4 separate regions of the Homo sapiens genome follow, and all the other regions are linked to region 1. Evidence: chromatin contacts called from ENCODE Hi-C or POLR2A ChIA-PET data. All regions are on one chromosome and are shown on one strand. Each heading gives the region's core, a stretch centred on a gene start or an enhancer-like site at or near the end of the contact. The rest is flanking DNA. Distances are from core to core; before and after follow the strand shown.

The links. A loop is a pair of places that touch in the nucleus more often than their neighbours do. ChIA-PET counts read pairs that join two places held with the same protein, here RNA polymerase II (POLR2A). Pooled maps may share reads with other maps.
Region 2: a loop to region 1 is called in a pooled map, with 3 times the contacts of the local background. The contact joins the enhancer-like site here to the promoter of ATP5MC1 in region 1. A Hi-C loop is called at or near these places in 2 of 37 single-sample maps with no recorded cell type and 2 of 50 pooled maps. POLR2A ChIA-PET finds 5 or more read pairs at or near these places in 2 of 52 experiments (HEK293T and K562).
Region 3: a loop to region 1 is called in a map of naive thymus-derived CD4-positive, alpha-beta T cell, with 4 times the contacts of the local background. The contact joins the promoter of HOXB-AS1 here to the promoter of ATP5MC1 in region 1. A Hi-C loop is called at or near these places in 1 of 168 maps with a recorded cell type or tissue (naive thymus-derived CD4-positive, alpha-beta T cell) and 9 of 50 pooled maps. POLR2A ChIA-PET finds 5 or more read pairs at or near these places in 2 of 52 experiments (A549 and OCI-LY7).
Region 4: a pooled map shows a loop between it and region 1 (5-fold over the local background). The contact joins the promoter of HOXB7 here to the promoter of ATP5MC1 in region 1. A Hi-C loop is called at or near these places in 5 of 50 pooled maps. POLR2A ChIA-PET finds 5 or more read pairs at or near these places in 9 of 52 experiments (A549, A673, CD4-positive, alpha-beta T cell and 6 more).

The regions. Positions count from the first base shown.
Region 1 is chr17:48,889,381-48,895,768 of GRCh38, forward strand. It overlaps ATP5MC1 (ATP synthase membrane subunit c locus 1), which reads left to right and starts at 3,407. Exons shown (of 5, transcript NM_005175.3): 1 at 3,407-3,530; 2 at 4,029-4,076; 3 at 4,992-5,069; 4 at 5,776-5,954; 5 at 6,275-6,388. The coding sequence starts at 4,038. It overlaps LOC105371814 (a long non-coding RNA gene), which reads right to left. Exons shown (of 4, transcript NR_135674.1): 2 at 2,867-3,297. RefSeq lists enhancers at 2,223-3,202, 2,840-3,299, 3,310-3,429, 4,010-4,119, 4,160-4,209.
Region 2 is chr17:48,503,727-48,510,114 of GRCh38, forward strand. No RefSeq gene overlaps it. Among named protein-coding and RNA genes, the nearest start is that of HOXB1, 24 kb to the right of the region's middle. Within about 2 kb of position 2,270, at least 3 of the 41 ENCODE cell types and tissues checked have a DNase peak (open chromatin) inside an H3K27ac peak, as active enhancers do.
Region 3 is chr17:48,540,521-48,546,908 of GRCh38, forward strand. It overlaps HOXB-AS1 (HOXB cluster antisense RNA 1), which reads left to right and starts at 3,831. Exons shown (of 7, transcript NR_102279.1): 1 at 3,831-3,892; 2 at 4,601-4,837; 3 at 4,975-5,044. HOXB2 (homeobox B2) reads right to left here and starts at 4,589. Exons shown (of 2, transcript NM_002145.4): 1 at 4,001-4,589; 2 at 2,135-3,227. The coding sequence starts at 4,391. The coding sequence ends at 2,548. RefSeq lists a silencer at 2,715-3,004 and an enhancer at 2,812-3,457.
Region 4 is chr17:48,608,741-48,615,128 of GRCh38, forward strand. HOXB7 (homeobox B7) reads right to left here and starts at 2,277. Exons shown (of 2, transcript NM_004502.4): 1 at 1,779-2,277. The coding sequence starts at 2,178. It overlaps HOXB8 (homeobox B8), which reads right to left. Exons shown (of 2, transcript NM_024016.4): 1 at 5,541-6,388; 2 at 3,606-4,769. The coding sequence starts at 5,964. The coding sequence ends at 4,462. RefSeq lists enhancers at 1,149-1,969, 1,970-2,789, 2,790-3,610 and a silencer at 3,404-3,453.

The sequences.
Region 1 (6,388 bases), core at 2,157-4,656:
TTTTTTTTTTTTTTTTGGAGAGATGAGGTTTCGCTATGTTGCCCAGGCTGGTCTCCAATTCCTGGGCTCAAATGATCTGCCCACCTTGGCCTCCCACACACTTTCAATTATACCATGCTAGCAGGATATTTTAAATCTCCACATGATATGAAAATGTGCTGGCCCAGCACAGTGGCTCACGCCTGTAATCCCAGCACTTTGGGAGGCTGAGGCAGGTGGATCACCTGAGGTCAGGAGTTCGAGACCAGCCTGGCCAACATGGTGAAACCTTGTCTCTACTAAAAAAAAAAATTTTTAAATTAGCTGGGCGTGGTGGCCCGCACGCTGCGGTCTCAGCTACTCGGGAAGCTGAGGCAGGAGAATGGCTTGAACCCAGGAGGCGGAGGTTGCAGTGAGCCGAGATCTCGCCACTGCACTCCAGTCTGGGCGAAAGAGTGACACTCAGTCTCACAAAAAAAGAAAAAAGAAAAAAAAAGAAAATGTGCTGGGCACGGTGGTTCATGCCTGTAATCCCAGCACTTTGGGAGGCCAAGGCGGGCAGATCACGAGGTCAGGAGTTCAAGACCAGCCTGGCCAACAGAGTGAAACCCCATCTCTACTAAAGATACAAAAAAATTAGCCAGGCATAGTGGTGCGCACCTGTAATCCCAGCTACTCAGGAGGCTGAGGCAGAGAATTGCTTGAACCCGGGAGGCAGAGGTTGCAGTAAGCCGAAATCACGTCATTGCACTCCAGCCTGGGTGACAGAGCAAGACTCTATCTCAAAAAGAAAAGAAAAGAAAAGAAAAGAAAAGAAAATGTTTTTCTGGCCAGGTGCAGGTAGCTCACATCTGTAATCCCAACACTTCCAGAGGCTGAAGTGGGAGGATCCTTGAGGCCAGGAGTTTGAGACCAGCCTGGACAACATAGCAAGATCCCACCTGTAGTCCTAGATACTTGGGAGAGTGAGGAGGGAGGGTTACTTGAGCCCAGGAGATTAAGGCTATAATAGTGAGGGATGATTGCACCACTGCACTCCAGCCTGGGCAACAGAGTGAGACCCTGTTTCTAAAAACAAAAAAATTATTAAAAAAAAAAAAGTTTTCTTAAGAGTCCAGACTTGTGAATTGCCAGATTAGTGTAATTTTTAAAATATGTTTCTATTATAAAGTACCCATACTCATAAAAATATAAATCAATTTATTACACCCTCTAGAATTCACTATTAATTTTCAACATTTTTTTCATTCTTTTTCCATGCATATTTTTTCACAATTCTATGCATAGTTTTGCATTATAAAATATTTCTCAATATAAAATCTTCTTCAAGGCCAGGCGCAGTGGCTCATGCCTGCAATCCCAGCACTTTAGAAGGCCAAGGCGAGCAGATCACTTGAGGTCAGGAATTCAAGACCAGCCTGACCAACATGGTGAAACCCCTTCTCTACTAAAAATACAAAAATTAGCCGGGCATGGTGGTGCGCGCCTGTAATCCCAGCTACTTGGGAGGCTGAGGCAGGAGAATTGCTTGAACCGGGGAGGCAAAGGTTGCAGTGAGCAGAGACCGCACCACCGCACTACAGTGTGTGAAACAGAGTGAGACTCCGTCTCAAAAAATAATAATAATAAAAATAAAATATTCTTCAAAAACATGGCCGGGCGCGCTGGCTCACGCCTGTAATCCCAACACTTTGGGAGGCTGAGGCGGGCGGATCACGAGGTCAGGAGATCGAGACCATCCCGGCTAACACGGTGAAACCCCGTCTCTACTAAAAATACAAAAAATTAGCCGGGCGTGGTGGCGGGCGCCTATAGTCCCAGCTACTCCGGAGGCTGAGGCAGGAGAATGGCGTGAACCCGGGAGGCGGAGCTTGCAGTGAGCCGAGATAGCGCCGCTGCACTCCAGCTTGGCAACAGAGCGAGACTCCGTCTCAAAAAAAACACATGATTTTATTTCCTGTTTTATTTCTGCTTATTTCATCAAGTGAAAATATCATAACTTATTTCACCTTTTACTGTCAGTGGAACATTTACTTGTTTCCAATTTCGACAAACTCTGCAAATGCACATCTTTTTAAAAGAATCTGCATTTCTGATTCTTCAAAATAAATTCCTAGAAGTGATATTACTGGATGAAAAGTGGATGGAGAGCTTAAAGGCTCTTAGTTACTCAAGAATTACTGGGTCAAAGAGGATGGCCCATTCACAGCCTTTGAATAAAAATAAATATTGCCAAACTGCTTTCAAGGAAGGTTTTCTAATTCATCCTCTCACCAGCAATATAGGAGAGCGTGTGGCTCACATTAATAAAAAGAACTCTGCTGTTTTGAGCAGTACTAAGCGGAGCGTTTAAACTTATATTTCTTTGATTAGGAAGGCTGACATTCGTTCCTGCAATTCATATTTCTTCCTTACTGAATTGCCTGTTCCTATCCTTTGCTCGTTTTTCTATAGGGATATTATTTCATTCTTTCAGTGTTGTTTTTACAAAATAAACAATTTTTTTGTTTGTTTTTTCCCCCGAGACGGAATCCTGCTCAGTTGCCCAGGCTGGAGTGCAGTGGCGCGATCTCGGCTCCCTGCAACCTCGGCCTCCCGGGTTCAAGCGATTCTCCTGCCTCAGCCTCCCAAGTAGCTGGGATTACAGGCACGCGCCACCACCATGCCCGGCTAATTTTTGTATTCTTAGTAGAGACGGGGTTTCACCATGCTGGTCAGGCTGATCTCGAACTCCTGACCTCAGGTGATCCGCCCGCCTCGGCCTCCCAAAGTGCTGGGATTACAGGCGTGAGCCACTGCACCCGGCCCAACAAATGTTTTAGAAAGCCATCTGGATGATAGTCCATGACTGCTGAACACCGGCTGAGGTCCACAAAACTGCGCTCACCGCTTGGGGACTTTCCAGCCGGCCTTTACTCTCCATGGAAAGCGGTCTTTCCACAAACCTCCACGGTGGGAATTACTGCAAAGGCATCGGCTCTCCCGGCCTAGAATATCTCGCGGGATCTCAGCTGTCCTTGGGCCCCCCCCCTCAGCGCAACTACCAATCCCAACATGCAACGCGCCCCGTGGCCCAAGCGCCCGAATGAAGGCTCGGGGCCAAAGTCATGTGTCTGACTGCGTCACACGTCCCGTCATCTCTCCCACGCCTTTTTCTTCAGCGTACACCTTGGTCGCCATCTTGTGCGCGAGGTTATGGAACCTCTGAGTCCCGCCAACTCTATGGTCGAGCGTTTCAGGGATCGGCCAATCGTAATCCAGATCTCGTAGGAAAGCCCCGCCTCTATCCGCATGGAGGCGGGAATTGCCACGAAGCTCCTGTGGAGGGAGAGGAAGCAGCTGCGGAAAGCCAATAAGAGTGGGGAATCGATGACGTCAACCAATGGGGACGCGGGGATATTACGGCCAATGAGAATGGAGAAGGTCCAGGACACGTGGGTGGGGGAAGCTGAGCGCTGAGACCAAGGGCTAAAGCTGGGAGGTGAGTCTGTCACCTTGAGCCGGGCGAGCGCTGTGGGCCAAGCAGGGGTTGCAGGGTAGTAGGAGTGCAGGTGACTTGGGGCCGGGAGCCAGCAATAGGCAGGGTTGTGGGCTGGGCAGTGTGGAGGGGTATTTCCCCCCAGTGCTGGGAGAGGCTATGGCAATCTAGATATGGCCTTATCAATGAATGTTAATTACCAACGGTAATGAACGATTGACTGCCTCGGCTGGGGCGGGTCGGGGACTGCTGTGTAAGATGGGCAGGATCCTGCGCGACACCTGCCCAGTATCCGCCTCCAGTCTTCCCGAGAGACCATTCCCTTTCGCAACATTTCCTTCCTGGGGCTTGGGCACATTTCCTTGACTTCCGATCTCCATGACTTTGCTTTGAAGACCCACTGCTCTGTCCCTCTGACCTCTAATGCCCTCCTCAGCTGGGGCACGGTGCAAGGAAGAGCGTGGTCTAGGGAGGACGGACGGGGGTGAAGGGGACGACCAAAGGTCGTCATTATAAGCAAACAACCAGGGTCTCAGTGGGATTATTATTACTATTTTTTCCCCCTCTGCAGACTGAAAAAATGCAGACCGCCGGGGCATTATTCATTTCTCCAGCTCTGGTAAGGTGCCGCGCCGCAGTGCTCTGTAGTACCAGGTGTATGGTGTGGACGCCATCAGTGTTTAATGAATGAACCCAGGGGAGCTTGGCGTCCTGATGATGTAGGCTCTTTGAGGTGGCTGTAGGATGTGATGAAGGTAACCCCTGTTTATCTGGGCCTGTGAACCAAGCTATCTTGGCTTTGGAATGTGGTCAGAGAGTCTGGATTTGATTTTTATCCCCAGTCTGTCCTGGCCATAGAGACAGCCCACTAAAACAGTGGTTTTCAACAGTGGCTGCACGTTAGAATCATCCAGGGAACTTTTTAAAATCCTGATGCCTAGGCTGCACCTTAGACCATTTGCATCAGACTTTGGGAATGGGGGTGGAACCCAGGCATCTGTATCTTTTAAGACTTCTCCAGATGATTCCACCGTGCAGCCAAGTTTGAGAACCACTGCACTAAAAATTATTTCAAAAAAGCCATGTTACAGATGGCTCTCCTTGGATGGCTATTCCAGTCGGTTTCCGGGGCTGACTGGCCCACTCCATTTAGGGTGTGTAGCTGTGAGTGTATTTTAGCAGAATAAAATTTCCCCCATCTGATTACTTGGTGATCTGGGTATAAACCTTTCCTGTACCTGCTTTGGTATTAGTGTGGGTTCTTGTTCCATTCTGAGAAGCTGATTAAAGCTGTGCCCAAAGAAGTGAACTTTGGTTTGGTTTTGAATGGTGAAGGTTGCCACTGCTGACTATATCAAGCTATTGAGACAGCTGTCTCTGGGGCAGGCCTATCTGATAGGAACAGGAATAAATTGACCTTGAAATACATTGAACTTATTCTGTTTATGAAATCTGTAGTCATTTTTGACAGCTCAGCAATTAGGATTTTTTTTCCTTGACTGATTTGGTAGGATGTGGCTTTCTGATTTTACAGATCCGCTGTTGTACCAGGGGTCTAATCAGGCCTGTGTCTGCCTCCTTCTTGAATAGCCCAGTGAATTCATCTAAACAGGTAAGGGAGGAATAGCTCTCTTAGGAATGTTCCCAAGGCCCAGGATGGTGGCTCACACCTGTAATCCCAGCTCTTTGAGAGGCTGAGGCGAGAGGATCACTTGAGCCCAGTTGTTCAAGACCAGCCTGGGCAACACAGTGAAACCCCATCTCTACAAAAAAAATAAAAAAATTAGCCATGTGTGGTGGCATGTGGCTGTAGTCCCAGTTACTCCAGGGCTGAGATGAGAGGATTGGTTAATCCCAGAGGTCGAGACTGCTGTGACTATGCCACTGCACTCCAGACTGGGTGACAGAGCAAGACCCTGACTCATAAAAACCCATTAATTAATTTTTTTTAAATCAAGGAATGTTCCCAGACAGGGGTCCTTCAGCTTAAGTTGCCTTTAGACCAAAGTGGGAGGAGAGTTGGAGAATCTGTATGCTTTAATAGTTCTAAGTCCCCCAAGGTAAGCCTTGTAGGTAAGAAACTTATAAAAGTGAGGTGTGCCTAACCCATGAAATTTCCCTAGTCCTGTCTGCTGTCTGACAACAGACTCTAAGACTAATTCCCAGCATACTCTGCAATCAGAGTATTCTGCATTTACCAGGCAGTTTGCCAACAGTTTCAGAGCTCAGGTGGGTGGGGTGAAGGAGGTAGAGTCAGCCACCTGTCCTTATGCCATACTATCTCTCTGCTATCTCGCCTGCCTTGCTTCTCTTTCTAGCCTTCCTACAGCAACTTCCCACTCCAGGTGGCCAGACGGGAGTTCCAGACCAGTGTTGTCTCCCGGGACATTGACACAGCAGCCAAGTTTATTGGTGCTGGGGCAGCCACAGTTGGTGTGGCTGGTTCAGGGGCTGGCATTGGAACCGTGTTTGGCAGCTTGATCATTGGCTATGCCAGGTAAGTTTGGGTGGTCTACAGCATCTCCCACTGTAAATTCCACCCCGTTTGGGGAAGCCTCAGCTGGAGGAGCTCCCTTCAGGAGCCTTCAGGTTGATTTCATCTACATCATAGTTTCTCCAGAGAAAACATGCATCCAGCCTGGCTCACTTAAACTTACCAGGTTGGCCCACTCTGCTTGTCCATCCAAATCCCCAGGATCTGTGCAGGCTAGGCCCTCTCCCAGGAGTAACAGTCCCCATTCACCTCACCCTCCTGTGTCCTCCCCTCCCCTCACCCCTTCCTCTCCCTCAACTGGCAATGATCTCTGTCCCTCCCAGGAACCCGTCTCTCAAGCAGCAGCTCTTCTCCTATGCCATTCTTGGCTTTGCCCTGTCTGAGGCCATGGGGCTTTTCTGTTTGATGGTCGCCTTCCTCATCCTCTTCGCCATGTG
Region 2 (6,388 bases), core at 1,020-3,519, 390 kb before region 1:
TCAGGGAATGAAACACTGGCCCAAGCTTGCCATGACAGCAGGAGCTGCCTGAGAAGAGAGGCTGAGATAAATGAAGTATCCTTCATCCCCATCAGTGTGGGCCAGACAGAAACCAGGTGCGAGGCAGTGAGCCTTCATCTTCTGTAAACAATCTTCCATCGCCCACTGCAGCAGCTTGAGCCTGAGATGAGGATTAGAAGAACAGCTTCTGCAGGCCTGGGGCCTCTCAGCTGGACAGAGAGTTAAAGGGCGCACAAGATAGCTCACTGCTGGGAAGGATGCTTGAGGAAACACAGCCATTCGTCACCAGGGGGTTTGCCTGACCTGGCAGGAGAGAATCTGATATCTAAACAGTTCCCTGCGTCCCTGAAGCACTCTGAAAGTTCTCCAGCTAAATATTTGATACTGCATCAGATAACAGCCCAAAGCTCTTCCCACTAGTTTGAGAAGGCTGCTGCTACAGAAGGGAGAGACCTAGCCAGTGCTGGGCTTGGCTGCAATCATGCAGGACTTAAGGTGGGGGCATCCTAGCTCCCACCTCAAATTTTTGGTGTCCTTTCACCTTGGCCAGGTTAGGGCCAATTAAGGGCAAAGAGGTTGCCCACCAAAAGTTAGTGCTCTATAAATCCATGAAGAGAAATGGAACCTAAATCCCTTTCAAAGGTAGTTCTCTTCTCCCCACCCCACTCCACCTGCCTCCCCTACTCCTTTGACAGAGGTTTCGCTTGCAGGAGCTGAAAAAATTACCATGACCCCTGTGCTCAGGTGGTAGATGGATGCCAGGTTCCTCAACCTGAGATTACAAAACAAAGTTAAGTGCTTGAATCCCCTCAGGGAGCTGGGGACAGACAAGCCTGGCTGAATGAAAGAGCTATTCTGTTTACAATTCTTATTTTTCCAGCAGGGGGGATGAAAATGTCTCCAATTCCGTGTTTCAAGTTTCTTGTAAGATAGGCAAATGAAAGCACATTTCAAACAGTATTGCCTCCAAGAGAAAGATGTTCCCCTCTGGTTGTAAGGAAGTGAAGCAGTGGAAATAGTTAAAGATGAGACTTTGGGTTGGGCACGGTGGCTCACACCTGTAATCCCAGCACTTTGGGAGGCCAAGAGGGGGTGGATCACTTGAGGCCAGCAGTTCGAGACAAACCTGGCCAATATGGCAAAACCCCGTCTCTACCCAAAATACAAAAATTATCCAGGCATGGTGACACATGCCTATAATCCCAGCTACTTGGGAGGCTGAGACATGAGAATCACGTGAACCCAGGAGGCAGAGGTTGCAGTGAGCCAAGATCACACCACTACACTCCAGTCTGGGTGACAGAGCAAGACTCTGTCTCACAAAAAAAAAAAAGGGGCGGAGGATGCTTTGGGACTGGACACACCTGAGTTCAAGTCTCAGCTCTGATATTTACTAAGGGTGTGATCTTGGGCATGTTATGTGACCCCTCTGAGCTTCAGTTTCCTTATCTGTAGAACAAGGATACTAGTACCTAAGTCACAGGCTGGTTGTGAGGGTTAAACACTAAGACATGTGAAGAAAGCACTTATCAGAGCACCTGATACACTAAACTCTCAGTTAATGGCCATCATTGTCAGTAATGAGACTCAACCATTAAAATAAAACTTGGAGACAGGATTTATGGAAGAAAGTTTCAAAGGGGCAGATTTCAGCACAGAAAACAGATTTATTCTTTTTTGAAAAAAGTTTATTACAGAAAAATTCAAACATATACATAAATAAAAGAATATAATGAACTTCCATATACCCAACAACACCCAGCTTCAACAATTATCAATCAAGGCCACTTTTATATCATGCAAACTGCTCTAGATGGATCTAGTCCATTTTAATCTAGTTATTTTGGTCACAAGGGTAGGTATTTTCTTATAGGAGAGGGAATTCGGGATTTAGAGTCTGAAAATGTGTTTCACCTTTGATTAAATGTATGACCTTGGGCAGGTCACTTAATTCTTTTGATCCTCAGTAAAATGAAGATCTTTCATCTGTAAAATAAAATTGATAACACTGGCTACACATACAAAAAGTGTACAGGCAGTGAGATGTCTGTGAAAGAGGCTCAAAAAGGAAGCACTATGTAAACACCTGCCACTGTGTACAGCACCAGGTGTGGCTCAACAAACATTTATTGAGGTTATTGTTAAGTATTAGGTCATGCCAAAAAAAAAAGAGAAAACCCAACTCTTCAATTTTAGGTTGCACCATTGAGCTTCTCTTGTCACATTGCAAATGTGGTCACTAAGGCAACTGGGCCAGACAGAATGGATGACTCATCCTGCTCCAACCTAGTATGCACATCCTGTTGGTCCAGGAGAGTCACTTCTCATACCACATGTCCTTGTTCAATGTCAAGGCCTGGAAAATGTCAAATCATGTCAAAAGTCTCCAGTCCTATATCTCCGTGAAGGTTCAGAGTGAGAACTGCAGAGCCAGTGGGCAAGACCTGAAAATTATATTTTGAAAAAGCAGCTGTTGTGAACACAAGCCAAATCACCCTTTCAAAAAGAATTTGGAGGTAAGTCTCAGATACAGAATTTAAAGCTGCAAGAGGAGACTATAGGTGAATGCCTGACCCAAAGGTTGGTCCGAAAACTATTTTGACTACAGCCAGAGAGATGCTATTTCTTCCTTATTTTTCTTCCCTTACAGAGAAGAGAATTTTAGAATTTCATCTTTGCCCTAACCTCTGCCTCCTGGTGGCCCATGAAAACAATATTGTCCTGCTCAGCAGGGCAAAGCCTCCTATTTCCAGCTGTCCTTTACCCATCCCGTAGCTCCACACTGAGGTCCCCGCTGTAGATGGATTTCTCAGCCAGTGATTTTCTCACTACTGAGCCCCAGCTGTTTTGCATCCGTGGAGCACATGAGGGCGAGAGCAGAAATGAAAGGACCAAGGCAGTGTCAGTGCACTAGGGTCCAGGTCACTGGTGATTCCAGTTTTTAATGAACATGGAGTCCAGGGACCTGAAAGGAAGGTCAGAGTTCACAGAAGAGTAAGCACAATATGCGTCTGGATTATTAAATCCTCACTGTGCAGACATCACTGTTCCTCAATACCCATTCCTCTCAGGGGTTCAGTGTTGCCCTGAGCAGTCAGGGCTCCTGATCTCCTGGAAGCCTTTGACTTCATGCTGTCAAAGGAGTATGAAGGACATTTGACAACTGGGTTATGTCCTAAGAATTTGATTCCCACTCTGACTCTCCAGGTTTCTGACTTCTCCTTTTCCCCAGAAAGAATCCATAACCAAGTCTCCAAAGTGGCTCCAGGAGAAAGATGTGGCCTGCAGAAGGGAAGTCTTACTCAGAGGTCTATTCTGGCCTCTGCTTAATTCAGCTGTTCCCCGTATTTTCATTTGGTCATGCCTTTGAATTTCAGAGATCTTGACTTCCTGGTTCCATCACTGGAAAGAATACGTTTGCTGGTGGGAAGCAGTCTTTATTTCTTCCACTTCAGAGTTGTTTTCTTTATCGGCTTCTAGGAGAAGATACTATCCACTTCTCTCCCTCTTTTTTTTTGAAAGAGGGTCTCACTCTGTCACCCAGGCTTGAGTGCAGTGGCATGATTTGGCTTATTGCAAACTCAACCTCCTGGGCTCAAGTGATCCTTCCACCTCAGCCTCTTGAGTAGCTGGGACTATAGTTGCACACCACCACACCCAGCTAATTTTTGTAATTTGTTTAGAGACGGGGTCTTGCCCCATTGCCCAGGCTGGTCTCAAACTCCTGGACTCAAGCAACCCACCTGCCTCAGTCTCCCAAAAAGCTGGGAGTATAGGCATAAGCCACAACGCCTGGCACTATCCACTTCTCTGCAAAAAGGCGATGCCCATTTTTGGTGGTAGTTGTGGTTAAGCCAGGCATGTAGATGTTCACATGACAAGGTATAGGGAAAACCCAAAAGGAATCCTAGAGTCACTGAGAGATCTCAGGGCATCTGGTCCAAGCTTCCACCCAAGACTCTCCCCTACTATATCACTGATGGATGGTCATACACTGATGCTTTAACAGCTCAAGTGGTAGGGACCTCATTTGGAAGCCCAGCTCAATTTTGGACAGTTTTTATTTAAGAAAACAAAACAAAAACAAACAAAACTTTTTTTTCTATTCATTTTCTAATTTCACTCAAAGAAGCAAAATGGGATGAATGGAAGCCCTCTCAAGAACCTCATGTGACATCCCTTCAAATCTATGAAAATATTTATAATGTCTGCACTGAGTCTTTTCTCCTCTAAAGTAAGCATTTCAGGTTACTTCAACAACACCTTATGCAGGGAAATAACAATTAACTGGGACTGAAAAGACCTGGATTCAGGTTCTTTTTTTTTTTTTTTTTGAGATGGTGTTTTGCTCTTGTTGCCCAGGCTGGAGTGCAATGGCGCGATCTTGGCTCACCACAATGTCCACCTCCCGGGTTCAAGCAATTCTCCTGCCTCAGCCTTCCAAGTAGCTGGGATTACAGGTGTGCGCCACTATGTCCTGCTAATTTTGTATTTTTAGTAAAGATGGGGTTTCTCCATGTTGGTCAGGCTGGTCTCAAACTCCCGACCTCAGGTGATCGGCTTGCTTTGGCCTCCCAAAGTGCTGGGATTACAGGAGTAAGCCACTGCACCCGGCCTTGGATTCAAGTTCTAATTCCATCAGTTTTCAGCTGGGTGACCTTTTCACCCAGTCATTTAACTTCCCCGAGGCTTACTTTCTTTCTCCATAATGTGGAGACCACATGTATATAACTTACCTATGGTTGAAAGGATTAAATGAGATGATATATGCCTACATTATTTGATTATTATAAAACATTATACATATGCTTTGTAATCACCATCATACTCTCCTCTGTTCTGGCTGACCTCCTCTGGATCTCTCTAGTTCATAGTGTTCAGCTAAAAATAGCAGTTGTTAGTTCAATAGGCATCTATGAGCCAAACACTGTACTAGGCACTGGGGAAAACAAGGACTAACAAGATGATCCCTGTCTTCAAGGTAACCAGGGGATTATAAATGCACTGGTGTAAAAGCCATGGTACAGGTGTGCATGTGGAGCACTATTAGAATACAGGGGAAGGGCTCCTAACTCAGGGCGGAAGGAAGCAACACTTGGAATGGGTCTTAGAGAATGCATAGAAGTTATCTAAATAAACCAGAGGAAGGTAAGAGGGCATTGTAGGCAGGGATGAAAACATGCAAAGCCATGAAGTTTAGTTGGGATAAAGATAAGCTATTTTGAGTTCAAAAAGTCATTGTTGGCCGGGCGCGATGGCTCATGCCGCTTTGGGAGGCCAAAGCGGGCAGATCACGAGGTCAAGAGATCAAGACCATCCTGGCCAACATGGTGAAACCCCATATCTACTAAAAATACAAAAATTAGCTGGGCATGGTGGTGGGCACCTGTAGCCCCAGCTACTTAAGAGGCTGAGGCAGGAGAATCGCTTCAACCCATGAGGCAGAGGTTGCAGCGAGCTGAGATGGCCTCACTGCACTCCAGCCTGGCGACAGAGTGAGACTCCGTCTCAAAAAAAAAAAAAAAAAAAAAGTCATTGCTCCATCAAAGGACACAGTCAACAGGGTAAAAAGGCAATCTGCAGAATGGAAGAAAATATTTGCAAATTACATATCTGATAAGGGGTTAATGTCCAGAATATATAAAGAAGTCCTACAATTCAACAACAACAAAAGCCCCAAACAATTCAATTAAAAATGAGTAAAGGACTTGAATAGACATTTCTCCAAAGAAGATATACAAATGACCGATAAGCACATGAAAAGATGGTCAACATCACTAATCATTAGGGAGATCCAAATCAAAACCACAATATCACCTCACACCAATTAGGGTGGCTACCATTAAAAAAAAAAAAAAAAAAAAAGGCCAGGCATGGTGGCTCAGGCCTGTAATCCCAGCACTTTGGGAGGCCAAGGCGGGTGGATTGCCTGAGGTCAGGAGTTCGAGACCAGCCTGGCCAACATGGTGAAAACCCGTCTCTACTAAAAATACAAAAAATTAGCTGTGCGTGGTGGCAGGCGCCTGCAGTCCCAGCTACTTGGGAGGCTGAGGTAGGAGAATCACTTGAACCTGGGAGGCGGAGGTTGCAGTGAGCTGAGATCGCGCCATTGCACTCCAGCCTGAGCAACAAGAGCAAAACTCTGTATCAAAAACAACAACAACAAAAAAAACAAAACAACAACAACAACAACAACAACAAAAACAAGGCGAGGTGCTGTGGCTCATGCCTGTAATTCCAGCACTTTGGAAGGCCAAGGTGGGTGGATCACCTGAGGTCAGGAGTTTGAGACCAGCCTGACCAGTATGGTGAAACTCTGTCTCTACTAAACATACAAAAATTAGCTGGGCATGGTGGCATGTGCCTG
Region 3 (6,388 bases), core at 2,581-5,080, 350 kb before region 1:
GATCTTTGTAACAACCTGCTATAGCTAGCTGCAAGAGCATTTTTAATTAGACCAAATTATCTAGTTTGACTGTCCATAGAAATCAAAGCCCCAGCTGAAATATCTGTTCATTTTGCTAGTGTAGAGATGGCTTGTGTGCTGTGATTTTTAAGATGTTAAACACTGCCTGTGGGCATATTTTATGGAGAAATAAACACACAGCCCAATGAGATGTATAGCGTAGTTTTAATATATTGTATATTCCCTTATTTATGGGGAAAATAAACACATAAGCCAATAAGCTGTGTATTACTACTTTAATATATTGAATTTATTTCATACCTATATATTTTATGAGGGAAAATAAGATACATGACATTATTATAACACATCTAATTGTTCTATATTTATTTATGAGAGAAATAAGTGCAATTTAACATGATGTAAGATTAATGCACGAGATGAATTCTATATTAAGACAGTTTAAGGGATTAAGTTCCAGCTAACTAAGAGGTGTGTACTTCCCACACTGAGGGACCCATTTTAAAATATGCAAAGGGCCTGTCTAGTCCTCTGTGTCACAACCTATGTTGGCTCCTGGCTTATCCTGACAATTGCTGCCTCTGGGTGACTGGTACTCTAAATCCCGGTCCTGTTGGTCCAGGGGAAAGTCTGGAGGCCCAGGAAATAAACTGCTTTTTGAGAAGGGCAGCATCTGCCGGGGAGATAGCCCCGTAGTGTCTGTTTCTGAGCGGGAGAAATATTAAAGAAACCTAAGGAGGATGGATGGCTTTCCGGGGACCTTTAAACCTCCACCTTCCCAGAACAAACCAGGAGGCAGATGGGGGAGATCGATCCTTGCTTCCCGCTTACCAGGTTTACAAGGAACCAGGCAGGGTGTGGTGGGGGATAGACAGGACATGGTGTTGATACGTGAAATGAAGTTGTTGGTCAAGACTGGTGGGTCTGCATTCAGAGAAAGCTCTGGCCTGGCTTCAAATCCCACAGCGAAGAATCAAAAGTCAGACTGGATGAGGCACACCCAGGCCCGCAGACCCGCCGCTCTCCTTCCCTTCCCACATCCACCCGGACTCTCCTTCCATCTCGCGTCCTCAGCGTCCGTTGGGCTCCACTTTAAAAATAAAAAAATCAAACTAACTAAAACGAAGGTGGGACCCCCCAGGCTCCCCTTCTTCCCTGGCCTCTGGAAAATCCAGCTGGGAGGACGCAGGGGCGGGGGCAGATCCCGGCTGGGCCGGCGCCTCCTGCAGCGGCTGTCATGGCGGCCACAGCTTCTTCCCTCGCCCCCCCCCCGGCCCGCCGCCCGGCCCCAGCGCCATTTTGAGCATCGTCTTTGCTTCCCTGTCTCCCTCCCGCTCTCCTCGCTCCTCCTTCTCTCCCCGCAGGTCCAGCGCCTCGCGACGCTGCCGGGCCACCCTGGGCTTCTCGCCCGGCTGCTGCTTGGATGGTCTCCCAAACCCCAGCAGCCCGAGTCCATGGGTGTCCCGGCAGCGCCACATTTCTCAGCTGGCCTCTTTTCTTGCCCACTGGGAAGCCAGTTACCATCCCTGGGTGCGGGACCCTGCTTCCCGAGAAAATCCCCGACCCCACTCCACTCCTTGGAGAGCCACCTACAGCTCCCAAAGAGGCCCGGCTCAAGCCCCAGGCCTCGCGTCCCTAGGCTTCTTGAGTTCGGAAAAAGGTCCTACACCGGCTTCGGTCATAAGAAGCAAAAGCCTAGGAAGCCCTTGGATTGTTCCCAATTCCAGTAAACTTCTGCCCCCGCCACGACCCTGAAGACTGTCCACAGGCTTCCTCTCCTTTCACCCTCCTCTGTTCGCTGTACACTCTCTCCCTCGACCTGCCCATCTCTATTTCCAAGCAGAGGCCCCAGAACCACCCGCTCAGGACCAAAGACCCTCTGCTGAGGGGCGGGGAGGTGACCCAGCTTCCTGCAAACTCCCGACTTTTGCCGGAGCCGTGGGCGAAGCGGCCATCAATCGGGTCACCTTTGTACCACCCGGACTTCGCCGGCCCTGGAGGCTTTGCTGCCATATGGGCCGCTGAACCTAATCAACTTCGCACAGGTCCTGGAGGGGTGAGGACCGGCCTTGGGGCCGCGGGGAAAGAGTTTAGGTCCCAACACAAACACTCGTTTTGGTATTATAAAGACATTTATTTAATCTATGAAAATAATGTACAATAAATACTTTCCCCTTTTCCTATTATTAAAGAATTTTAATAAATAATCTACAGTCTAAAACATAAAAAAGAGGAAAATAGGTCCCTCTAGTTATTTTTAAGAAAGTCCCCCTAGAGTTTAATTATTCCTGAGATTTCATTGGAAGGAGTCTACCAAACGGAATTTTTCTGTGTGAATTTTAAAAGATAACCGAGTGCCCAATATTTTAGAAGAAGAAGAAAGGGAGTGGATTAAACGCTAATTCAGTAATACCTGAATTTTAGCAAAACACATAAGTCTATGCGACTGAGGGTGGGAGAGGCTCGATTTTTCCAGTAGACGGCCAAGGAGCGCGGGGGTCGAAAGGACCGGGAGGAGGAAACAGGTTAGGGAAACTGCAGGTCGATGGCACAGAGCGTACTGGTGAAAAAATCCAGCTCTTCCTCGGAAAAAGGGACCGGGCTGTCGAGAGAACCCTGTAGGCTAGGGGAGAGGCCTCCGGATAGCTGGAGACAGGAGTCGGCCGCGAAGAAGTTGAGGTCGGGAAGGAAAGGTGAATCCTGGCGCCCCGAGAAGACGTCTTCTGGCAATGGCCCGGGCTCCAGCCCGCCGGCCCCGCGCAGCGCGCAGCCGGGACTCGACGCGCCTGCGCCCTCTAAGCGAACGGCTAAAGGCCGGGGGTCCGCGCTTAAGGCCCCCGGCACCACCTCCGGCGGGTGACAGCAGGCTTCCCACGCCGCCCGCGAGGCGGAGGGGCCGCCCGGGCTGGCCGCGGGTTCCTCGGCAGGGTCGCAGATGTCCTCCAGGGCTCCCGGGCAGGCAGGCTCCCCATCCGGCGGCTCTCGGTGCTGCGTCTGCCGCTTGTGCTTCATGCGCCGGTTCTGAAACCAGACTTTGACCTGCCTTTCGGTGAGGTCCAGCAAGGCCGCGATCTCGACGCGGCGTGGCCGGCACAGGTACTTATTAAAGTGGAATTCCTTCTCCAGTTCCAGCAGCTGCGTGTTGGTGTAAGCCGTGCGCAGCCTGCGCGCCCCGCCGCCACCAGCCTCCGGCAGTCCCAGGCCATCTGCAGGGAAAACAGGCTCGGCGTCATAGCGGGCCGTGTACTCAGCCCAACCTCAGTTCGGACTACCCCATCCTCCAAAACCAGTATCACCTCTCCCCTTCCTCGCCACCCCACCCCCGCCCCCACCCCAAAGCCGCTCGCTTTACTGCTTTTGGGTTTTCTTCTCTCCCTCTCTAGTCTACAGCCCCGGCCCGGGTCAGGGCAAAGCATTCAGAGCCGCCCACGGGCCACGCAGGGGGCGGAGAGCGGCTCCCTTCGGCGCCGGAACCTCAGATCCCCCTCCCAAGCCCTCCCAGTGGACCCCTCAATTCGGAACTTTCCAACTCAACCGGAGCGAGGGTCAGAAAGATTGTTCTTCACCCCTCTTCCTCCCTAGCTCTGAATTCTTCCTCTTCTCCTAGAGTTGGGGCAGAAAGGACCGAATCTTTTCTGCTTCTAGGGTCTATCCCAGCAACAACATACTCATTCCCCTACACAGATACGGGTGAAAACCTCAATCAAATCATTTTCTTCTAGCAGAAAAAAAGGCGTTTCCCCAACCAGCTTCCAAAATCAGCCATAGGGAGAGAAAGAGAGAGAGAGACAGAAAAAAAAAAAGACGCTGTTAGCGGCCAGGCCTGAACCCCAGTGGGATATTCTACTTCCCCATCCCAGGAATGGAGGGGGTAAGGAACCCCAACAGGCTCGCCACCATTTTTTTTAAACCTCCTTCCACTGCTTTTTCTCCCCCTCTTCTAGCTGCCCCTCACCCCACCCCCACCACGCTTACCGACCTGCAGGCGATCCGACCCCGGAGGCCGGAACGGCGGAGGCGGCCGGAGAAGGAGACGTGGCGGATTGGCTGGGTTTCTTGGCGGATTTCTTCTCTTTCATCCAAGGGAACTCGGGGGCCGGGGGGGCAGCGGGGAGTGGCGGCGGCGGTGGCGGCGGCAGAGCAGGCCCATCTTCGGCTCGCTTTTGGCTCCTGGGTCTCTGAAGGGTGGAGGCGCCGGGCTGGAGGCTGGGGAAGGTTTGCTCGAAAGGAGGAGGAGGAGGAATTAATGTCGACTCCTTGATTGATGAAGTTTGAAATGTCTCCAAGACAGCGGGGAAGGAAGTCAGACACTCGGCGAGCGACGGCTGGCTGTTTATAAACCCAATCTCCCTCTCAAATTCAAAATTCATGGCTTTCAATGGTGGGGGAGGGGGCTGCTGGGGGGGGCGTCAGGAGGGAGGATCGGAAGGGACCCCCCTCCTGCACCCCCCCCGATTTATGTAATGGAGCGATTTTGGGAGGGGGAGATTTCGGTCTCTCTTTTTTTTAATTTTGGGCCTTTATAATTGTATATTGCTGATAAATACAAGCGTATGGGGACTCTCTCTATTAAACCCAGGACTCCAGCGAAATTACAGGGAATTCGTGGTCACGGGACCGGCCTCCGCCAATCGCTCGTCTGGGCCTGGTGGAAAACAGAGAGCATTATTTGGTTTAATTGATTCAAAAACACCAGAGGACCACGACCAGGACACCATGAGCCCCCATTCCTACACCAGTGCCTCACATGCTCTCTCCCCAATGCCTCCGTTTCTCCAGAAAAGCTAGAGGAACCTTTTCCTCATCCCCTTCGAAGGTTAGAAGGTTTCAGAAGCCTGGAAAAGAAGAGACTCTAAGGGAGAAACCTTCCTCTTTTCCAAGTATTTTAATAGAGTAAATTAAGGCCTTCTTTACGTGGCCAGCAGCATCCCCTTCCCTTCTCCCCTTCCCCAGGAAAAGATGAGTGAGGATCTCCGCGTTGGAGGAAGAGGGAGTCGAAAGAGGCTTCCACTCTTTGAAAAAGGTCAGTATTAAGGTGAAAATAAGAAAGAGATTTACAATCATCACACCACTATCCCTGTTACCCTCCAAAAACAACAGTTAAATCTTGGGAAATGGACAGGAACTCCCAGGCAGACACATAGGAGTGAGATGGAGCATAAGGGGCATTTTTGGGCCTCTGGCCTCCATCGCTGTATGGTCTGGGTTCTCTTCTCTGCCCAGTGTTTGCAGCACTGCCTCTGCCCCTTATGTACCCCTGCTTTCCTCACTTTCAGGCTTCCATGCTTCTCTGTGACATCCCCCAAAAACAGGCAGAGTCTAAGATGTGCATGTACCCACTCAAGCCTCAAGCTTGTATCTGTATCCATATCCAGGGACATGAACAAGAACTGAGGTAGCCATTGGTTTAACTTAGAGCACTCTCAAAGTTCAGATCAGCGTTATGTGTGTGCATGAGTGTGGTGGGGAGATTTTCCCCTAGGACAAAGAGACTTTCCCTCCCATTTTTGCCATTGTGCTAGTTAAAAAAGAAAAAAGAAAAAAAAAAAAAAAAGAATCCCTGACAAGGAAGAATTCCCTGAAGATGGTAGGGGTGGAAATAATGACCACTGAGATGATATTCCATTTCTGGCTGCTGGGGGAAAATGTTTTTAAAATTTATTTTATTTTGAGGAGACCAAGATAGTCTGAAGTTTAGAGTGTTGTAATTTACTATGGGGAGAGGGCACAAGACTCTGAGCCCCAAGCAATTGGTGGGAAACTAGGCCTCAAAGCAGAAAATGAAAAGTCGATCTGGGGGAAGATTTTTAAATAAGTGGGTCAGACGGATGGAGAGGAGATGAGGCGATCAATCTTAGCCCCCTGACAGCTCCCTCCGATTGCATCAAAGAATTTGGCTCTTTGGGAAAGCAGAGCGAACAGCCAAAATTTCACATCCCTTAAAAAGGCCTGGGGGTGGGGGTGGGGGTGCAAAAGAGAAGGGTGATTCTGGGAGAGCTGGGAAACAGATGGGAAATGGGGACAGAGGGAAAGCGCTAAGTTGGGTGGAAAGTTTGCCTGGAGAACTCCCATGGCTTTGGCCTCCCCTCCCCCTCCTCTCTCTCTGCTGCCCAGCCAGGAGGAGAAGGCTGGTTAGCAGAGAAATGGCAACTGAGCCCGGAGCTGGAACTAGAAACTTTCTGTCAGTGTAACATCTGCGTGAGTACTTAAAAAGAAGGACAGAGAAGTCTGAGTAGAAGCATGAGGGTGGGGGAGAGGAGGATGGAGAAAGGGGAGTTGGAGGTGGGGGCTGCAGGGACCGAGGAGGCATGCTCTGGAGGGCTCAGAACAGAGAGAGCTGCTCTGACCTGGGCAAAGTGGCCAGCGA
Region 4 (6,388 bases), core at 1,027-3,526, 280 kb before region 1:
GGAGGTTAATCCTCCTTTCACTCTCTGGGGTCAAGGACCCTAAACCCCCTTTTCTGAATGCTGATCTGATGGTCTTTCCAGTAGAGACCAAGAGAAACCATGCAAGTGACCCTGGAGTGGGGCGCCAGGCCTAGCTTAAGAACGTTTCCCAAGAAGAAAAGGAGACAAAGGGGCCTCAAAGGCCCAGTCCCCCCAACTCATCCCCAGCATGTTGTGGAATGAGAAGGTAAGAATTTGCAGATTTCCTTGGAGCAAAGAGTTGGTCTGACAGCAGTGACCCTCTGATGATTCTTTTCCAGTGAGTGGCTAAGCTTCAGCCAGGGCCAGGCTGTCCTGCTTGCCTGCTTGCCTAGACAGCCCAGCTCTCTAAAGCAATCCTTGGGCCTCCAGGAATGCACAGGGGAAAAGGAGAGACAGCAGCCTGGGATAGGATGGAACATGGAGTATCTGGGTGGTGGGGACTGAAGGGTAGAGGGGAACTTCTGCATTAGGACCAGAACCTGAGGAGACTTTAAAGAGGTGCTGATGTCAGCCCTCCTGGGAAGGAGACAAGGGAGGAGGGGCTAGGGGCCCTAGTTTCAAGTCAGATAAAAGCCAAGCTGAAATGCTGATGAGCAGAAAAAATGGGGCTTTGATAAATCAACTGGAAAGGCAGTTAAACTATGGAGCAGGTAATGGGACCTATAACCACTAATACTGATGGTATGAGAGCTGGGCTGCTTCTGGCCCCTGACCATTGCTGGGTTGGGTGCCTCTGACCATGAGTCTTGGGTCTTCTGGACTTTGGGGCTAGCCCCTAAGTTCGTCTGCTTTGGAACAGTGCAGAAAAGGATGTCTGGGTCAGACTCGGCAGGGACCCCATGGAACCTCAGCCTCTTGGGGTTCTGCAGCAGCTGGCTAGGTGAACTGCACTCTCTAATTTTTGAATTGGCTCCAGAGAGTCCTAGCCCCTCCCCCAAGAAAAGGGTCACTTATCTGGAATGACACCTCCAAACTTGGCCAGTTCTTTAGGGGTTCCTAGGAGCCCTAGGAAGAGCACCTCAGGAAGCCAGCTGCACTCCCATGAAGCCTCTGCCCCTTTCTAGTTCTCCTGTTCCACTCCCCCACCCAGGTTCACTGGGATCAGGAGGATCATCTCCTTTGGCCTCAGCCCCCTCCCTCCACCTGCCTCTCTAGCTCTGTGTCCCTGGCTGGGTCCTTTTCTCCTCCCGCCAGGCCTCTAGAGCCCACCTCTAATTGTCCTGATGGGAATAATGGGGGAGCGGGGTTGGCTGGAGAGGAAGGGGGAGGGGAGAATTGCTTAGCGCTATGGCCCCCTCCCCCATACCTTATCCGAGTGGGGCAGGGGGACACACCCAGGGCTGAGATCCTTAGCTGGGAAGGGGGGAGAAGGGGGAGACCCTAATGGCTATTCTCTGCAAACACCGGCCTTCCTCCGCAAGACAAACGGCCTCGTCTCCAGCCCGTGCCGGCGCTGCTGATAAATATTTAAAGCTAAAAGGCCGAGAGGAAGGGTGGGGGCGGGCTGGGGGCTCGCAGCGCCGTGGTGCCGGCGAAGAGAGATCCGCCGGGAAGCAGAGCGAGCCTGAGAGCACCGAGCAAATATGGGGGCGGGGATGGCCTGCTGGGTCGCGGCCCAGTGGGTGCAGCCTTCCAGGGCCGACCTCCGGCTGGGAGCACTCTGGACGCGGAAAGGGGCGCCCAGCCGGGAAGGAGGCGCCTTCAGGGTAATGTGCCCCGGCCCCTGGGGCTCAGGACAGCTCGGTGCGCGGCGTTACCTGAGCTTCGCATCCAGGGGTAGATCCGGAAGTTACTCTCGGCCGCCAAGTCCGAGTCCCTCTGCTCCTTGGCGCCCGCCGCCTTGGCGGAGTCGCCGGGACACACCCCGGAGAGGTTCTGCTCAAAGGGCGCGCAGTGCATGTTGAAGGAACTCGGCTCGAGCCCATAGCCGGCCGCGTAGACGCCGGCCGCGCTCTGGCCCGCCATGCCCCCCCCGCCGGGGTACAAGCCCTGCATCGAGGCGGCGAAGGAAGCGCCCGAACCCGCTCCATAGCCCGGGCGCTGGGGGTTGGAAGCAAACGCACAAGAAGTTTGTTCTGGGAAGGCTCCGGTAGCGAAAACCGAACTTGAGGCTGGATATTTAGAAAATAAAGTATTCGCATAATACAATGAACTCATAATTTGGCCGGATGATTTGTAGGCAGGGACGTTTTAGTGTCGGTTTTACGAGATTCCTTGATATATTACAGAATTAGAGTCCAGATTTACACCAAAAAGGACCCCCTTTTTCCTCTCCGGACCACGTGACCCCGCCCACGTGACGTCCCCTCCGCCAATGGCCGGGCCGTCTCCCCACGGCTCCCGGTAATGTGGAAAAAATTGTGTGGCGTTGGATTTATAAAATATGATCAATAATGAATGGGAAAGCCGAGCCCTGTGGATTGGGGCTGGGGGCTCAAGGGCCGCTGCCGACTCCCGCGGGCTGGAGGCCGCTTGCAGGCGAGATTTGGGGAGGAAGAGATTGAGTGGAAGGGAAAATAAATAACCTCGGGGCGATCCGTGTCACCCTCCACCCATCCTCTTCAGCCCGTTACCGAGCGAGAGACAAACGCAGGGATTGAATGCACGCAACTGGGTGGGTGGGTGCTTGGGGCAGGTCTGTTCTTTATTAAACCAGGCCAATTCTGCACGGCAAGGCCTTTTGGGGAAGTTGGTCCGGTTCTCCCAAGACGAGGAATGAGGCGAGCCTGGCTCACGACTCTGTCTCTCTTGGTGCCCCAGATATGCGGGCGGAGATGGAGCAAGTCTTCCTAGGTGCTCCTAGGGCACAGGATCCAGCCCACGGGCCTTGGACGCTGCCGTTTCTGGTGGCAAAAAAAAAAAGAAAGAAAGAAAGAAAAAGAAAAAAAAAGGTTTGAAAGTAAAAGAAAAAGGGGGTTGGGAGGGTGGGGAGAGAAAGGAAGGGTGGAGGTTGGCCCGGGCGCGCTGCTCTCCCGGTTCCCGGAGGCGGATGCCTCAGTGGAGCGTGACTACCAGAGAAGCAGAGGCAGCGAAGGAAGGAAGGCAGAGAGCCATGGCCTCAGAACAGAGCGAAGGTGGCCAAGTCCCTGAGAGGGAGAGGCAGGGAAGAGCGGTCTCCCTTCTCCTCCTGCTCCCCCAACAACAACAGTCCGAGGGAAAAAAAGTATGCTCAGCAGGCCTGCACTCCACCTTTATGCCTGCCCCCCACCCCACCTCCCGACACACATCTTGGGAGGACACACAGCAAAACAAAGAGGGAGGTGGCGGGGGACACAGCCACCAGCCCAGCCGCAGGTCTCCAGCGTGGCCTGGGCGCCCTGGCCTCCCTGGCCGGGCAGCCTCGGAACGCGAGAGGAGGGGGTTTCTCTTGGCTCCCCTCCCTCGTTTTTCTCTCCTCCAATCAGGCTCAGCCGCCTCCCTCACCCCCAGCGCCCCTGGGCCGAGGGACTCGCACCACCTGCCTCCAGCCCCCGCCCCCTCCTCTCTGCAGCCTAGCCTCAGCAGGCGCAGGAGCCCGGTGACAGGCTCCCCACCGGCTCTGCAAGGCACCCGGGAGCAAATGAGGAGCGCTGGCCGGGCCAGTCTCGGGTTCTCGCTTGTAAACTTTATTGTAACTCTTCCGCCCTTTTCAGGCGCAGACAACAGAACAAAGTATAGAGGAACAACAAAATATATAATTAGCCCTCCCTCCCCCCCATAAAGCAATTCACGGATACAGAATACATTCTCTTCACAGTAAACCTAAGAACACTTGTAACAATTGCCCACAGCGCGCATGCTAACTAAAGTAACCTCTTTTGAGAAACACTTAAGACAAAATTGTCAAACCAAAGGGGGTGGGTGGAGGAGGAAAAGAGAGAAGCCAGAGAGAAAGCCAGCGAGCTGGGGGGTTGCAGAGGGGAGAGAGGATTGGGAGGGGAAATGAGGACGCAGCGAGAGAGAGCGAGAGCGAGAGCGAGCGAGCGAGAGAGAGAGAGAGAAGGGAGACAGAAAGAATTACGGCGTGAATAGGCAGTTTCATGTTGTTGGGAGAACTTAGCAGAAATCGGTACCTTGGTCATTACAAAGAAGCACGTTCAAAGGAAAAAAAAGACAATTGCACAAGGAGGCTTTTTACACGGGGAGGGGAGGGGCATGGGGGGCTCAGCCGGGCCTTTGCCGCTCGCCCTCACAGGGCGAGGGAGCCTTTGCTTAAATCCTTTTCTTTCCCCCCGGCCCCCAAGAGAAGGGAAGGAGATCCACGGTAGCTCACACACAGAAGCTATTACGAGATACTACCACTAGCGGGGACTGGCGCGGCGGGGGACGCTGCGGTGGGAGGCCCGGCTCCTGGCCCCGCTAGCGGGGCCAGAGCTCTCTCGGGCAGGGGCGCGCGGCGGCGGCGCGGCCGGGACCCGCGGACGTGCGGGCGGCCGCGGCCCTGGCAGTCCCAGCTGAAGCCTACTTCTTGTCGCCCTTCTGCGCGTCGCCCTCGTCCGCCGCCTCTGGGGCCCGCTCCAGCTTCTGTTTCTCCAGCTCCTCCTGCTCGCATTTGCTGCTGGGGAACTTGTCTTTGTTGTTCTCTTTTTTCCACTTCATCCTCCGGTTCTGGAACCAGATTTTGACCTGTCTCTCTGTCAGTCCCAGGGCGTGCGATACCTCGATTCGCCGCTTACGAGTCAGATAGGGATTAAATAGGAACTCCTTCTCCAGCTCCAGGGTCTGGTAGCGGCTGTAGGTCTGTCGGCCTCGCCTGCGTCCGGCGGCTGCTGGGAATGGGGGAAAGGGCGAGACAGAGGGGAGGGGAGGGTGGGGGAGGGGGCAGGGACGGAGAAGGTTGGAAGATTCGTGAACGAGCCTGGGAGACCATTATAATAAGGGCAGGGGACCTTCTACCCCGTGCGGGGGCGGGGGGGGCGCAAGAAGGCCGCGGTCGGCGGAGGAGGAGGGGCGAGGGGGATTAGACACAAGTGAATCTAAGGGAGCCAGAAAGGGGAGCCCCCTCCCCCGGTAACCAGCACCAGAGTTGTGTAGGAGGTGGTTCAGATCTATTAGAAGTGCCATAAACTTTAGGAGGAAGGATGTGAAGGAGGGGGGAAAATAAGAATAAAAAAGCCGGGTGGGGACGAATGGACCCACCTTGAAAAGCCCCCAGAGCCTCTGCCCCAGAAGAAAAGTTTCTTCAGGGTAATTAAACTATAAAGCAATTGAGAAGTGCAAAAGTTGAGCGCCCCCACTCCCACCACCCTCTCTTCACTACCCCCCATAAAACAGTAAAAGGGGAAAAAAAGGAGGAGAAGAAGAAGAAAAGTAAGGCAGGATGAGGGGTTTATAGATTCAGGAAATGTTTCTAAGCGACCCCCTTCAAGGGAAAGAAAAAAGAAAGAAGAAAGAAAGATAAGAAAGAAAGGGGAAAAGCGGCAGGCGATCGGAACGGAGCCGGCAAGTCTTCCAGAAGCTGGAGGAAATGCGCCCCGGCCTGCCAGGCCTTGGGCCCTTCCGGCCCCCTCCTGCCCTTGTCGGCCCCGAGGCGAGCTCACCTTGCGGGCGCATCCAGGGGAAGAGCTGTGTGGGCGACGGGCTCTGCTCGGAGCCCTCGGCCTCCTCGCCCAGGCCGCTGGCGGCGGCAAGCTTGCAGTCTGCGTACTGCACCAGGTCTGGATCCTGCGCACCGAATAGGCTCTGGCGTTGCAGCGGGTCGTAGCCGTAGAAATTGCCGGGGTCCCCGTGGCACGCCACGGCGCACGGGTTCTGCTGGTAGGGAGCCGTGGACAGCGACGACGGCCCGTGGTAGAACTCCTGGATTTGCGACGGGTGCTGGAAGCTGCCGCCGCTGCTGGGACCGTACACCACGGTGGGTCGGCCGCCCAGGTCCTGGGCGAAGCCGCAGTCATAATAATTGGGGCGCAGGGACTCCCCGGTTTTGTATTTGGAGAACAGTGAGTTGACGAAATAAGAGCTCATTTTATTGAATTTTGAGGCGGCGGCGGCGGCGGAGGCTATAGTTGGGGGCTGTTGGGGAGGGGGTGGGGAGGGGGAAAGGGAGGGAGAGAGAGAAAAAAACGCGGATTCGCCGGCTCCTAGTCACCCTCGCCAGGAAAGGAGAGGGAAAGAGAGGAGGGAAAAAAAGAAAAGAAAGAAAAGGCGAAGAAGATCTCGAAGCCGACACACTTTTTGTGGTTTCCAGGAATAGAAAAGGACAGAGAAGCCTCCAAAAGTCTAAGCTTGCATGGCAGCCGCGGCTCGCTCGCCCTCCCCCCACCCCCCACCCCCCAAACAAAAATATACCACCACTTAAAGAGGTCCTCGCTTTACATTTCGAAGAAGGGATGCCAGTTCATAAACAGTTTTCGGTGATTTACTTCCCTGCAAATGAGTTGTTTCATAT